Regions from separate parts of the Mus musculus genome. Here regions 1 and 2 are each linked to region 3. A link is a loop called in an ENCODE intact Hi-C map of the cell type or tissue named here. Cell type or tissue: left cerebral cortex. All regions are shown on one strand.

Region 1 (5,000 bases), 2.0 Mb after region 3:
AGTTGGGGAGGGGCAGGATTCAGAGCTGTCTCCCAATCCTTGACAGAATGTTGATGGGCCCGATCTTTTTTCTTTATTTTAATTTAATTTTACGTTTAATTGATTTTTTACCCTCCATATTCCATTCCCCCCCCCCCCAAATACACCCTCGAACTGCTCCAGGTCCCACACCTCCACCCCATCCAACCCCGTCTCCATGTGGATGCTCCCACCCACCCCCATCCCACCTGACCTCTAAAGTTCCTGGGGCCTCCAGTCTCTTGAGGGTTAGGTGCATCATCTCTGAGTGAACACAGACCCAGAATTCCTCTACTGTATGTGTGTTGGAGGGAGAGGGGGTCTCATATCAGCTGGGGTATGATGTCTGTTTGGTGGTCCAGTGTTTGAAAGATCTCGGGGATCGAGATTAATTGAGACTGCTGGTTCTTCTATAGGGCCTCCCTTCTCCTCAGCTTCTTTCAGTCTTCCCTAATTCAACATCAGGGGTCAGCTGCTTCTGTCCATTCGTTGGGTGTAAATATCTGCATCTAACTCTTTCAGCTGCTTGTTGGGTCGTTTGGAGGGCTGTCATGATGGGTCCCTTTTTGTGAGCACTCCACAGCCTCAGTAATAGTGTCAGGCCTTGGGACTTCCCCTTGAGCTGGATCCCACTTTGGGCCTGTTGCTGGACCTTCTTTTCCTCAGGGTCCTCTCTATTTCCATCCCTGTAGTTCTTTCAGACAGGAAGAATTATGGGTCAGAGTTGTGACTCTGGGATGGCAACCCCATCCCTCACTTGATGTCCTGTTTTCCTGCTGGAGGTGGGCTCTAATAGTTTCATCTCCCTACAGTCGGGCATTTCATTTAAGGTCCCTCAATGGGCCCCATCTTATCTATTGTCTTCTTTAACTAATCAGTTACTGGGAGTTAATGAGAACAGTGGCTATAACATGTCTAGAGGGAAGAATTCTAAGACAAGAATTTTCTTCTAGTTTTCTAAAAATGTTACCAATGCTCATTCTAGTGAGTAACAAATAGTGTATCAGAACTCACAAGGTGAGGAGCAAAATCATATAAAAGGATGTCCCATGAATAGTGCTAAAAGTTCAAAAACAGGATGAATGGTAATATTCAAGTTTTACTAATATATCCAAATAATATGGGTAACAGGGTAGAAGGGATAATATTACATTGTTAAGAGCACTATCAATATTGGTAAAGTTTAATATGTATTTCTTCCATTTGTTGGGGAGTAGAGTTTCAACAGTGGGTACAAATTGCTTTCAGGAGAATAATAAAATATATTTTCAACTAGTAATTATTTTTAAGCCTTCAGTACTTAGGATGACTTAGTATTGGGTATTTGTGGGCTAGAACTGTAGCTGGAAAGTGAATTTGGATGACTCCCTCTCACTATGACTGCTCATCTCCCAAAGCCTCAAGTTGGATATAAGACAACTTTGTGAACCCTGGCAATATGAAAGGCAATATGGAAATAGGCTATGGCAGAGTAATAGAGAAGAAGTACAAGTAAGTGGGACATTTCAAATTCATACTATAAGCTTTCCCAAAAAAATCCCTGCCAATGAGTGTTTTCTTCCAATCTAATCTTTTAACTTGAGACAGTTTGTCCATATGTTTGAATTCTTCATCAACATTGGTAATGACAATATTCTAGCTATTTCTAGGAAAACATGAAGAAAAAAATCAATAGAAATAATTGAAAATTTTACATCCTCTGCATTTAAAGATTCTGTATAGAATTATGCAATAATTATACTTCTGTCTAAGAAGAGGCACTGTAATTTCAATGTTTCTGCAACCCACTAATTAACATGATACAACTTTAAGTTCCAAGGTGATGTCATTGAAACAGCCTATTCAGTCGCCCAGGTCCCAGAAATCTTCTCTGTCTTTCTGCCTCATGGTGAGAAAACACCATGTATACAACAGTAAAGAGTGCTTTACAAGACACTTGGGATAACTGGTGCCTTGATATTAGATTTCTCAGACTCAAGAACAGTGAAAATTAAATGCCTTTCATTTATAAGATATTTCGCACATGGTGTTTTTCTATAACACCCAGAATGAACTAAGACAGAAGGAAAACAATTTATTTTAGCTCATAATATGTCATATCCAGTAACTAAAAGTATGTTTAAAGTTAGTTTTTTAAGTCCATATGATTCAAAAGATAATTCAAAAAGTAATGTGAATATAATAATTCTAAATATTACTGTGATTAAATCTATTACTTCTGTCTTACAATATTATTGTTTATTTTTATATGTCCACAGTTCTAATGCATTTGATAAACTTAGTTTGCCAAACCATTTTCGGTTCTCTATACTTGATATATAAACTGATTTTAAATATTATATTATATATGAGATTAGACACATACTATAATGTAATGTAGTTCATGTGTCAGTCAAAACAAAATGTATTTTGGACAATTAATAAAGATTCTTAGTTTGACAGGATCCAGAAATGTTAAATGTTCTTTCAAAATATTTTTGTTTTGTAAAAGATATGTGTTAATATAGCAACAAGAGGTTAAAGAAGATGATAAAAATACAACTATGCAAAAAGAAGAGCTTGTCTGTAAGATGCAGGACAAAGTGGAATGATAAAGAATAGATCATAAGCAATTGCCGTTGCACAATTAAAGTGTCCCCTTTCTGTAATTTTAACAGTCAAAAACCACATATTCAACATTTATCCCTAATGGAAGCCATGCTTAATTTATGAAAGTTTAAAGCCGGCGATTTTGTTGCCTAGACAAGATTGCCATCTAGTGCCAAAGAAGTGCACACACAGACTATGGATTTAACCACCATCTCACACCAGTCAGAATGGCTTAAATCAAAAAACTCAGATGACAGCAGATGCTGGTGAAGATGTGGAGAAAGAGGAACACTCCTCCATTGCTAGTGGGATTTTAAGCTGGTACAACCACTGTGGAAATCAGTTTGGCAGTTCCTCAGAGAACTGGACATAGTATTACCTGAGGACCCATCTATACCATTCCTGGGCATATACCCAAAAATGCTCCAACATATAACAAGGACACATGCTCCACAATGTTCATAGCAGCCTTATTTATAAAGCCAGAAGTTGGAAAGATCCCAGATGTCCCTCAACAGAGGAATGGATACAGAAAATATGGTACATTTACACAATAGAGCTATTAACTCAGCTATTAAAAACAATGACTTCATGAAAATCTTAGGCCAGCGGATGGAACTAGATAATATCATCCTGAGTGAGGTAACCCAGTCACAAAAGAAGACACATGGTATGCACTCACTGATAAGTGGATATTATCCCAGAAACTTAGAATATCCAAGATACAATTTGCAAAACACATGAAACTCAAAGTGAAGCTCAAAGAAGGAAGACCAAAGTGTGTGTGCTACATACAGTCCTTATTAGAAAGGGGTACAAAATACTCATTGGAGCAAATATGGAGACAAAATTTGGAGTAGGGACTGAAGCAACAGCCATCCAGAGACTGCCCCGCCTGGGGATCCATCCCATATACAGTCACCAAACCCAGACACTATTGTTGATGCCAAGAAGTGCATGCTGACAGGAGCCTGATATAGCTGTCTCCTGAGAGTCTTTGCCAGAGCCTGACAAATACAGAGGTAGATGCTTGTAGCCAACCATTGAGCTGCTCATGGGGTCCCAGTGGAGGAGTTAGAGAAAGGACCGAAGGAGCTGAAGGGGTTTGCAACTCCATAGAAAGAACAATAATATCAACCAACCAGACACCCCAGAGATTCCAGGGACTAAACCACCAACCAAGGAGTACACATGAAGGACCCATGGCCCCAGCTGCATAGGTAGCAGAGGATGGCCTTGTTGGGCATCAATGGGAGAAAAGACCTTTTGTCCCCTGAGGCATTGGGATACCCCAGTGTAGGGGAATTCGAGGGTGCAGAGGCAGAAGTGGGTGAATGTGGAACACCCTCACAGAAGCAGGGGAGGATGGACAGGATAGGGGATTTCCAGGGGTGGTTTGGGAAAGGGAAAAACATTTGAAATGTAAATAAAAAAAATATCCAATAAAAAAAGATTTAAAAAAAAAACTAATAGTAAAATGATTAACGATTGAAGGAAAACAAAACAAGCAGAATTCAAACTAGGCCCTCAAGAGGAAAGTTATCCAGATACATAAAAAATCAGCAAAACGGATGAGAATATTAACATGGAAGAAAAACCTGGAAGATGGAGGAAAATCTCAGGAAGGAAACAAATTTTGAGGAGAAAAAAAAGAATGCTGTATGTGAAATATTATTCAGTCAGTCCCCAGAAGCCTTGAGATCTGCCCCATGCCCTCTGTGCTCCATCTTCCAGTCCATGCCTTTAACTACCCAGAGACCTGCTGAGAGCCTTACCCCAATTCCCTGCCTGCCTGCCCATCTTGGCAAACCTCCCAGCAAGCTCCAACCTGCCCCCTCTGCACTTCATTTCCCATTCCACAAGTCCACATGCATCCCTGGAGACCTGCTGCTGCCCAGAACAGAGGCCTGTAACCATCAGGGACCACCAATTCTACCCACATTCCTGGAGGCCTACCCCACCCCCTGCAACTCCCCAGGACAACCAGCAGCCTGGGACCATCAGGGTCTGGCAGCTCTGCCTGCATCCCTGAAAGCCCACTGCCATCAGGGACAATAAGCTCTATCTGCAATCCCAAAGGCCTGCTGATTTTAGGGAGCACAAATGCTACCTTGAAGCCCCAGAGGGCTGCTCCCATCAAGGACTACCAGGCTTGCCAACATTAGGGACAAACAGACGGATAAAGGCCACTTAAGAGCAATAAACTTTGACTTCTTCTTTGCCAATTTGTATCCCCTTGATCTCTTTTTGTTGTCTTACTGCTCTGGCTAGAACTTCCTGTGCTACCTTGAATAGATAAGAAGAGAGTAACAATTCTTGTCTTGTCCTGGATTTTAGTGGGAGTGCTTCAAGTATCTCTCCATTTAATTTGATATTGGCTGTTGGTTTGCTAT
Region 2 (5,000 bases), 1.5 Mb after region 3:
AAGAAAAAGATTATAGTATTGATGCACTCAAATACTATGAGTCTGAAGACCTTATAAGTCTTATCCAAAAAAGTCAGTAATAGAATGTTGTATATGGCACAATTTCATTTAGATTTTTTTCTGAACACTGTGCAAAATTCCATGGCAAAGAATAGGAGAGTGGTTAGCAGATATTTGTAGCTCAAGCAAAGTTGAATTTGTAAGGAGGAAATACTAAGAAATTGCTGTGTGTCTTCTGGACATGACAGGACTGTTGCACTCATGAATTCCCAGCAGCTGGGGTTGACTGCATGTGATCAAGTGTTTCAACATTCTAGGATGGAGTGACTGTCACATATAATTGAGGTGTTTGTGGGAGTTAGTGTCAGTTTTCTTCAAAAGTACAGCTTCATGCAGGTCCCTCAATAGGAACAGAGGCTGTCCCAGAATCTGTTGCCTGACTCCCTGTTGATTCCATTCCCCTAACTGGGCTTCATTGTCTGGCCTCAGTGGGAGAGGATGTCCCTAGCACTGCTGTAATTCCATGTTTGGGGGGTCAGGGATAGTGGGGGGTTAAGGAAGGAGGGAGAAATTGTTGGGAGGATCTGCCTGAGGTGGTACTGAGAAGAGAGGAGGGCTGATATTGGGATATGAAATGAATAAATAAATAGCTGGGTTTTGTTGTTGTTGTTAATTTTAAGTACAGCTTCTAGTATCATAATCACATTTCAGTGAACGGCCCAACACCCATGAGTTATATATGGGCGTTACAAACTGGGGTCAATGAGACATTTAAGAGAAAACAGGAAAAACATGAACAGAGAGAGGACATCAGGTTGGGAAGGTGAGAGGGTAAGGGTAGGGACAGATCATGTTAGGAGGAGTTGGCCTTAAAGATGATTGAAATACCTCATCTGATCCTCTTAAAGAAATAATGAAACATTATTTAAAAATATTTAATAAAATAATTATTGTGATCTATAGAACATATTTTTTATCTTAATCATAGTTACAAACGTTATATAATGGGCTCTGATTCTATTATTCCTTATCACTTTTAAATAAATCTAATTATAGTGAAGAAAATGATATCATTAGGAAAGACTAAAGAGGGAGTAATGGTGGGTGAATATAACCAAAATGTATTCATGCATAAAATGGTGTGGAAATACATTATTAGGTATAATTAAAGTATGATTACAAAGCCTTAAAGGAAGAAGGAAAGCAATGAGAGGATAAGCAATGTAGAACTCCACAAACAGTGTGAATTTATATTCTATAGCTTATCGGACAGTATTCTCATTTAAAAATGAGTATTTTCAAATCAAATTGGTTCTTTTGTTTTGTTTTGTTTTGTTTTGTTTCGTTTTCTTGTTTCTATGATAACTACACTGAGCATAACATCTCTCTCTACTTATTATCTAATACACAAAGGTCTGACATTAGCTTACATGAAGTGCGCTAAGCAATCTGGGCTCACTTAAGCAGGAGAGAACTAGCAACAGAGCTGCAATCGCTTCTTTAGCCAACAGCATCATGTAAAAGCCATCTGCTCTCAAACCTGCGAGGGCCACCATTCACATGCTGTGGAATTAACCAACTCATGGAAAATCAACAGTCTACTCTGATTGTTTTTTTTTTTCTTTCAATTAAAACCATGGTATGGGCTTAAACGTGATGGAAATACAGTCTGTACTCCTAACATTTCTGTTGTTCTACTACATAAGTAGAAAAAATGAAAATATATAAAGGTAACAAATGATTGGCTCTTACCTGAGGACCTGGATCCCCACTCTCACCTTTGGCTCCAGCTGAACCAGGACCCCCCTGAGGATAGAAGCAAAACAGACGACCAATTAATGTTAAGTCACCAATGCTCTTTAATTCACTCAAAATAAATAAACATTTTCTTAATCAGTTTGATACTTCTCATGCAATGAGCTATTTAAGTCCTGTGTCTAAAGTATAGCACTTCTAGACAGTCAAGTGCATCCTGATATATGAACCATATATAAAGATCTATATTACACTTGCAAATGAACAGAAGCCAACATTGAAATCACCCTGAATTTTTCTTTTAAATTTTTGCTGTAACAAACATTGTCTGGTAAACAAGACCAGAGAAACCACTACATTGTGAGTTACTACTAGGGCAGTGAATTTAAACAGAGTCAGGCATACACTGAGTTAATTCACACAGTAAAGGTTGTGCAAAACCAACTCTTTATGAACATATAATTCTCAGGTAGTGCATTTTCTAGTAGTAAACTGTTTTAGGATGGTGTTATTGGTACCATTATTATTATTGTAAAATAATATCAAAGCATTTCCCTCAGATTGTTTTGATTTTTCTATAAATATAAATCATTACAATAAATATAGCTTACAACTGTTTATATAATTTAAACAGTACAATGAGGCCAAGTAGATTAACTGCAAGAGAAAATTAATTACTTTAGAAAGGAGATATGGTTGGGAGGTAGAGGCAGATTTCTGAGTTCGAGAGGCCAGCCTGGTCTATAAAGTGAGTTCCAGGACAGCCAGGGCTATACAGAGAAACCCTGTCTCAAAAAAGAAAAAAAAAAAAAAAAAAAAAAGGAGTTATGGAATATGCATCCATATTATCAAAAAGTTTATAATATTAAGTTAATATGGTTGTAATAAATTGCTTCGTGTGTTAACAGGTACTCTCTTTTTTTTTTTAATCAGTATACCTTCCTTTAAACTAAGTTACAACAACAATAACAAAAACAAAAAACAAAATCAAAACTTGATAAATCAGAAAGAAGCTTTCTCGCGCCTCCTTGTGGCAACAAAGTAAAATAACTCCTACTCTGTCTCGCAAGAAAGAAGTCAATGTTGAACGTATTTGTAAATTTTCAAAACTATGATGATTACCTCCAAGCTTCTAATAAATAGCTTTTGCAACTAATTGCCTATAATAAAATGAGGGCAAGGCATTAAATTAAATTATTAATCGGGGAACTGAATACAATTATAGAGTGGTCGGGTTGTTTTTTGGTTTATTGGCTGGGATTCATTGTACGTATGCATCACTTGCTCTGTAGATTGTAGTTACATCTTTCCACATATAATCAAAATTATCACATAATTGACGGGAAGGAAGATGTACAGGATATTATTTCTACCCTCTTTCTATCCTAAAATTTTGTAAAATATTTCTGTATTCCTCTCATGTGTCTATACTTTATTTCTATCACCAACATGTGAATAAAATTTATTTCTTTTGTGACTTAATATATTTTTCTAGTAGTTTGAAAAGCACAACAATAAGAACTTTTGATAACCTGTTCAAAACTGTATATAATTAAAGTCCTATTGACTACGTTACCTGAACATTTCACACAGGAGTATATATCAAAATTATATACATACATATGTATATAAGATGAAAATTTAAGGCTTAAAAGAAATATACATTTAAAATGGCAGGCGAACTTTTTAATTTTTACTGTATTATACTAATGCATTTATCAGTTTATCTACTTTCTTTGCGGTACCAGTTATTAACGTATTATCAGGGATTAATTAACCAAGCTTATTTTTATTACTATAGTACTACTTAAAATTAGGGAAGGTGAGCCTCCCAGAAATTCTTTTATTATTCAGGACTATTTTCGTTATCATGTTTTTGTGTCTCTTTGGGTTTCCATATGAGCTGAAAACTACCTTTTTAACATCTGTAAAGAATTATATTGGAATTTTGATAGGAATTGAATTTAACTGCATATTGCTTCAGATAGGCTAACCATTGTTATTATGTTAATCCTCCAGACATGAGCAATGGGGATCTTTGCATCTTCTGACATCTTCTAAAATTTCTTTCTTCAAAGACTTGATGTTTTATCATACAAATCTTTTATTGCTTTCTTAAGATCTTTTATATTATTTGAGGCTATCATGAAAGGTTTTGTTTCCCTGCTTTCTCTCTCAGTCCTTTCTCATTTGTGTATTGCAGGCAAACTGTTTTTTTATGAATTACTTTTATAACGAACTACTTGTCTGAAAATGTTGATCAACTGTAAGAGTTTCCTCTGATGGGAATTCTCTGGGTCATTTACGTGTACAATTTTATCATCTGTGGGCAAAGATACTTTACCTTCTTTCTTTCCAACTTACAGGAAGAGAACAATATGAATAAAATATGACTAAATTTAAGAATTGTTTTAAATGATGAAAATATAATAAGAAAGAAAACATTCGGTGGAGGCACAAAAAAGGAAACTAATCAAAATAATTTGTATAAAAATTATTTTCAATAAAATGGAGTGTAAAAATTGCACAATAATTATCAAAGATTTCACAGGCAATTTAGTAAGAACTCAAGTATATAATTAACTTTCAAGAATTTAATGTAAAATTGCATTTTGATAATTAAATAGAATTCAAATAAACTATAATGATGGTTTAAGTAACAGTTATGTGATTTTATTACATTTGTTTAATTTTCCTTTAATTTGATGATAGCCTCCCTAAAATCTTATGATCAGAATTATGAAAAATTAAACTAAAACTCTTTAAATGAGTCAGTATCAGTCATAAACAATTGGTTTCTAGCCTGAGAAATGAACAGAGTCTGGAAGATGATGTGGGAAAACATATCAATAGGAAACTTTTAACATATAATTTATGTAACATACCACAGGACCTGGTCTTCCAGTAAGACCCATTGGGCCAGGAGGGCCTCTCAGAGCAATCTAGAAGATAAAAAGTCATCAAGTTTAGTAACTCTTTCCTAGTAGTATGTTGTAGCACCAATCATTTGGACATGATATCCTTGGGTAGTATATATAACTGAGGAAGGTGTAATAGCAACTTGCTAGGAAAAGTTTAGTCAGTGGTGAAGTGCACATAGCTAGAATGTTCTATTTACTGGTCGGTCATGTCTCAAACTGTTGTACAGTCTTGTACAGTATAGTGCCAAAATTTAATCAGATAAAAATAGATGTCAGGAAAAATAGATTATCTAATTATTTTCTACTCTGAAGCATACTTCAAAA
Region 3 (5,000 bases):
AGATCCCATTACAGATGGTTTTGAGCCACCATGTGGTTGCTGGGAATTGAATTCAGGACCTCTGGAAGTGCAGTCAGTGCTCTTAACCATCTCTGAGCCATCTCTCCAGCTCCCACATCAAACTTTTATTAAGTAACTATGTACTCATTTCTCTAATTAATCTATCTTTTGATGTAGGGTTCTTAGTCACGAAATTCACGATGGTGAAGATAAGTCTTTTCTCCAACATCTAAGCTGAATCCTGACAGACGAGACCAAGTTGTTCAAATAAGTGTGCTGGTGAGACGTATCAGAGGCTCAGGTAGCTGACACACAGGTGCAAAGGGTCAAAAGGGGAGAGGGAAGTTATAATTAGAGCGGGCAGAGCATAAAATGAGAAGAAAGGGGAAGTTCAGGGGTGTGACTGCATTGCCAAGCCCAAAGAGCCTTCCCCAGGGCAATGAGAATCCAGCAGATGGTTAAAGCAACAAGCAAAGATTTAGCTTTCTTACAGTTGCCCCTGCCCACTGCACAGTCCTTCCAGCCATTGAAGTCTCATAGGCCATGTTTCGATCACTGGGTGCTTGTGTGCAGTGGTTCATATGGGAGGCGGGAGTTGCTGAATGGATGGGATCAGAAGGTGGGGATGGGCGCTGCTTGCTGAGTCAGCCATCTCAGCAGTGTTTGGAGGCACACACGCTTGCTTTTCCTCTTAGGTGGCAGGGATGGGAGTGATTGACATCTGACTTGTATTAGGGTTACAGCTCAATACATTGTGCTTTAATGGATAGTGCACTGGCTTCTGGGTAAGAGACCCGTGTTCATGACACTGATGGAGTTCAGAACACACTTCCTAAATATAGGCGCCTGGGCATGTGATAAAATGCTGGCGACAGCATATCATGACATGAATGGAGTCTTCCTTTTTTATCTTACTTGACAAAGATCCTAAAACCTACAAAGAGTTTTCTGGCCTTTCTCCCAGGAAGGTTATGGGATGGATTGTCAATCTTTACTGGAAACAAAGAAGCTGAAGACACAAGGGGTCTCAACAGGACAGCGTTTCCCCTTCTTTATTATCTTTAGGTCGGAGCTCCTGTCCCATCCTGATTTCCACCACTGTCCCCTCTTCTTCACACCAACACAGTAAAATACACAGATTTTAGGGTCTGGAGAGGTGACTCAGGGGTTAAGAGCGTATTGTTGTTTCAGAGGACGGGAGTTTGATTTCCAGCGCCAGTGTCAGTTGCTTCACAACAGAACTCCAGCTCTAAGGAATCTATTCCTCTGATCTCTGCCTTCATGCACACAGACATACATGATTAAAAAAACCAAAATAATTATTTAAAGAACGCACAGGTTGGGGCTGGTGAGATGGCTGAGCGGGTAAGAGCGCTGACTGCTCTTCCAAAGGTCCTGAGTTCAAATCCCAGACACCACATGGTGGCTTACAACCATGTGTATCGCTACAGTGTACTCATAAAATAAACAAATAAATCTTAAAAAAAAGAACACACAGGTTACCCTACTGCAGTGGACTTCCATTCTGAAAATTCTGAGGTCACATGAACTCGTATTACATAAGTTGGTATGCTTTCTCTTGTTAATATTTGTTACAGTGGCTCCACTCATGAACCTAGTGTGAGGGAACGCTTCACTTCTTACAACACCCTAGCAAGAGCCACGTTCTTCATTTTGCTCATTTCCCAGAGTCCTTCTCCTACAGACTAAGGACCAGCGGCTTAGTAAAATGCTCTCTCATCCTGCCCAGTGACTTGTGGACAAGGAAGTGGTTCTGAGAGTAGTGCTTTTGCCAACTTGCCTGGGAACTCGCTAGAAATGCAAATTATTGTGCTCCACCCAAGACGCAGTGGAAACTCTGTGGGTGGAACCGAGGCTTCTAGCTTTTAGGAGTCCTCCAAGAGACTCTGGCTAATGTTAAAGCTTGATGAGTATATTTAAGGGGGTAAACTTTAATAAAAAAAGTTGCTGAACCAAACAAAATTAATCTTCTCAGATCTCCTCTCCGAAGTTCCGCGGCTTCACCAGGAGAGGGCGACCGCGGACCTGCCTTTTGCCTTCCCAAACTGCAGAGCCCAATGCGATGGTAAACAGCAGCCACAGCAAGTTCCATCCATTGCCCAAGTAAATCACAAAATATATAAAAAGAGACTTCAAAAGGCAGCGGTATCAAAGCGGCAGTTAAAGAGAAGGAGACATCCAAAGTCACAGCTGCATCGACGGAGGAGGCTGCTTCAGCATCTAGGATTCGGAAGCATTTAGGGATGAATTTTTCCTCCCCCCCCCCCCCCCCAGTATTTCTCCGAGTCCCTTTCCTTTGATATACATGAGCCTCTCGACTTTCCTTTGTTCTTTTCCCACGCGTCAGGTTTTCATAAAGTTTTTCGAGTTGATGAGCTCCCACCACCACCACCCCCACCCCCGCCCGAAAAGACGTTAGATCCGCAGCACCAGCAGCTGCGGTTTTGGATCTGCAATGCTCTGCAGCCTTAGCCAGGTTCACCGCCGAGTGCAAGCAGGGAATGTCTCTCCACCCAACTTCCTCCGTAGGACCCCACCACCTTCCGCACTGAAAATATTTTGATGTCTGGTGTGGCCTGTGTGCCCTGCTCCTTTCTCCTCTACTCTGGACCTGTCTCATTGCTTCAGGCCCATTTCCTGCACCAGGGGATTTTTTTTTCCTCCCACAAGAGCCAAGGGGTAGGGGGTGCGAGGAAGAGTGAAGGAGACTTCCCAGTCTTCTCTCTGCTTGGCCTGCATATCCGGTCTTTATAATGAGGCACACCAAGGCCAGGAAATAGGGGCCCGGGTAAGGGGTACAGATGTCTTGAAGGTTTGCACTTGTCTTAACTGTCTCCGGAACAAAATGTGAAACTCCTCCAAAGAATGGGCTGTACTTGTAATAGGCGTCTTACAGTGCGTGTTCATGAAATGTAGTTTAGGGAATCCTAGGCAATTATATTCCGCACACTTCAGGCCAAAACAAGTTAAAAGATTCTCCCTTCAGAAAAGTGTAATTAAAACAACAACAGCAACGGCAGTGAGGCTTCATTTCCTTAAATTTGTTTAAAAATTTTTAATTAAGTTTTTTGACAGGACATTTATATCGTTTTCTCTAAGGTCCAGGGAACACCCAGGAAGGAGAAGCGGAAAGCATTCAGGGCAGGAAGATTGGGGGGTGGGGGTGGGGGGACGACTGGGAGGAGCTGGGAAACGCTATCTTCTGGGCACAGGAATGTCAAAAGGTGATATCACAGCACAGAGGACTGCCAGCACGGGATTGCACAACACTGGGCTTATCAACAGCTAACCACGGACAGGAAAAGGTTCTCAGTGACTGGTGGATTCTGGGAAGGGATAGTCATTGTCTTCAGTTGTGTACCCAAGGTGAGCCAGCTAGGCTCCAGAGGAGAGTTCTGCAGACACACAGATAGCCCTGGTTAAAATCAGTGGTTCACAAAACAGAACAATATACCAGGAGCTGGTAAGGGACTTGTACGGAGGAGAGGGAGGGATGGGAGAGTAAGAGAGGGTGGAAGGGATGCAAGTAACCAAATGAACTATGTACTTGTATGAAACTGTCAGGAAATAGATTCAACTAATAGAAAGGAAGAGAGAAAGAATACAATGGGAGGAATATTTGGGGGTGGAAGGACACTAACAAAAGATTGCTGGGTGACAGGCTTTATTTATTTATTTATTTATTTATTTATTTTATTGGTAGAGATCTGAATATCTATATAACCCAGACAGGGAATGAACAACACATCAAAGTTTGGTGAACCAATGGCTTTTTTATTGGTGTTACTTGCAGGAGTATGGTGAGCAGTTACAGAAAGAAACCACTCAAAGAAAGCTGCATCACAAAACTCCATCTCAGGGTGGGAGCCAGTTCTGGGAAGCTGCAGGACACTAGCTCACCAGGTGAGGGAGTCCCCTTTTCAGGTGATCTAAGCCTCTTAAGGAAGCTCAGCTGTTTTTTTGTTTCTTCTAGTTTGGCTGATCTCTGAGTCTGCTAGTCTTATTTCTGCTTTTTTCCAGGTACCTGGGCTTGTCTGAGAGTTACTTTTAGTGTGTGTGTGTGTGTGTTTGGAGCGGGAGGGACCCAGTGAATCTGGTCAGTTTCAGGAACTTCCTAAAGCTAGCTTGAGCTGCTTACTTCCGGTCTTAATGATCTTCCATGCAGGACAGAATGGGTCAATCTGGAGGATATTTCTACATAGCAAAGAGAAAGGGGGAAGATGGAAGACAGCAATAGGAGTGGAAAGATATGCTCTTACACAAACATAGGCACATACACAAATATACACACAAATATATTAAAAAATATCACAAAGAAAACCACTTCTTTGTGTGCTAATAAAAATCAATTAAAAACTTAAAAATGATTATATACGTACATTTATATGTATATGTATATATATATATATGAATTGGGTTTTTTCTTTTTTGAGACTTTGCTTATCTATGTATCCTGGCTTGGATTTGCCTTTTAGGCCAGTCTGGCTTTGCACTTCCTGGGCACCTGCTTTTTCATTCATTTTTAACATTAGCATATAAAGTAATGTGTTTCATTATCATTTTCAATTTAGACTCGCAGAGCATTTCCTGCTCTGAGGACGCCACAGTGGGGAAGGGGTTTGCCTGTCGATATAAGAAGTATAAGAAGCCATATTTTATAGCTTTAAGGCTGTATGAGATTCCTTCTCAATTTATAGTGAGATCTTCACACATCTATTCTAAATGCAAGTTCAAATGGAAATGCTTCACGGCTCCCAGCCAGCGGAAGAGAGAGGGAAAGGAAGGATATAATAATTTAAGCCTGGTTCTATGCTGACAGATTCGAGGCAATAGGCACACAGGCAGCTTTACCTTTCAGGGCCAGGCAGCTTCCAGGTTTAGGGGTGCTTATGAAAATGAGGATTTGCGAGTGCTGAGTGGCTATCTTGACTTTCGAGTAAGAGGGCAGGACATATTGATGGCTCATTCAAGGATGCTCC

Evidence for each region. Hi-C counts contacts between places; a loop is a spot of excess contacts. Peaks named below come from ENCODE experiments on the same cell type or tissue, not always from the same donor. Only the 100,000 strongest peaks of a DNase experiment are listed, where the experiment ranks them.
Region 1: it touches region 3 in a loop (19-fold over the local background); 5 of 42 quality-filtered maps call a loop at or near these places.
Region 2: a loop joins it to region 3, with 6 times the contacts of the local background. A loop is called at or near these places in 3 of 42 quality-filtered maps.

Annotation. Positions count from the first base shown.
Region 1 is chr3:113,649,344-113,654,343 of GRCm38, reverse strand. No RefSeq gene overlaps it. Among named protein-coding and RNA genes, the nearest start is that of Rnpc3, 22 kb to the right of the region's middle. In left cerebral cortex, a CTCF peak has its summit at 2,770 (motif pointing left); a DNase peak (open chromatin) is centred at 2,779.
Region 2 is chr3:114,105,087-114,110,086 of GRCm38, reverse strand. Col11a1 (collagen, type XI, alpha 1) reads right to left here. Exons shown (of 67, transcript NM_007729.3): 14 at 4,641-4,697; 15 at 1,753-1,806. Among named protein-coding and RNA genes, the nearest start is that of Col11a1, 77 kb to the right of the region's middle. In left cerebral cortex, a CTCF peak has its summit at 2,792 (motif pointing left); a DNase peak (open chromatin) is centred at 2,784.
Region 3 is chr3:115,639,922-115,644,921 of GRCm38, reverse strand. Gm40124 (a long non-coding RNA gene) reads left to right here and starts at 3,196. Exons shown (of 3, transcript XR_867569.1): 1 at 3,196-3,484; 2 at 3,815-3,924. In left cerebral cortex, CTCF peaks have their summits at 1 (motif pointing right) and 2,032 (motif pointing right); DNase peaks (open chromatin) are centred at 2,057, 2,497, 2,803 and 4,778; H3K4me3 peaks cover 1,092 bases; H3K27ac peaks cover 727 bases.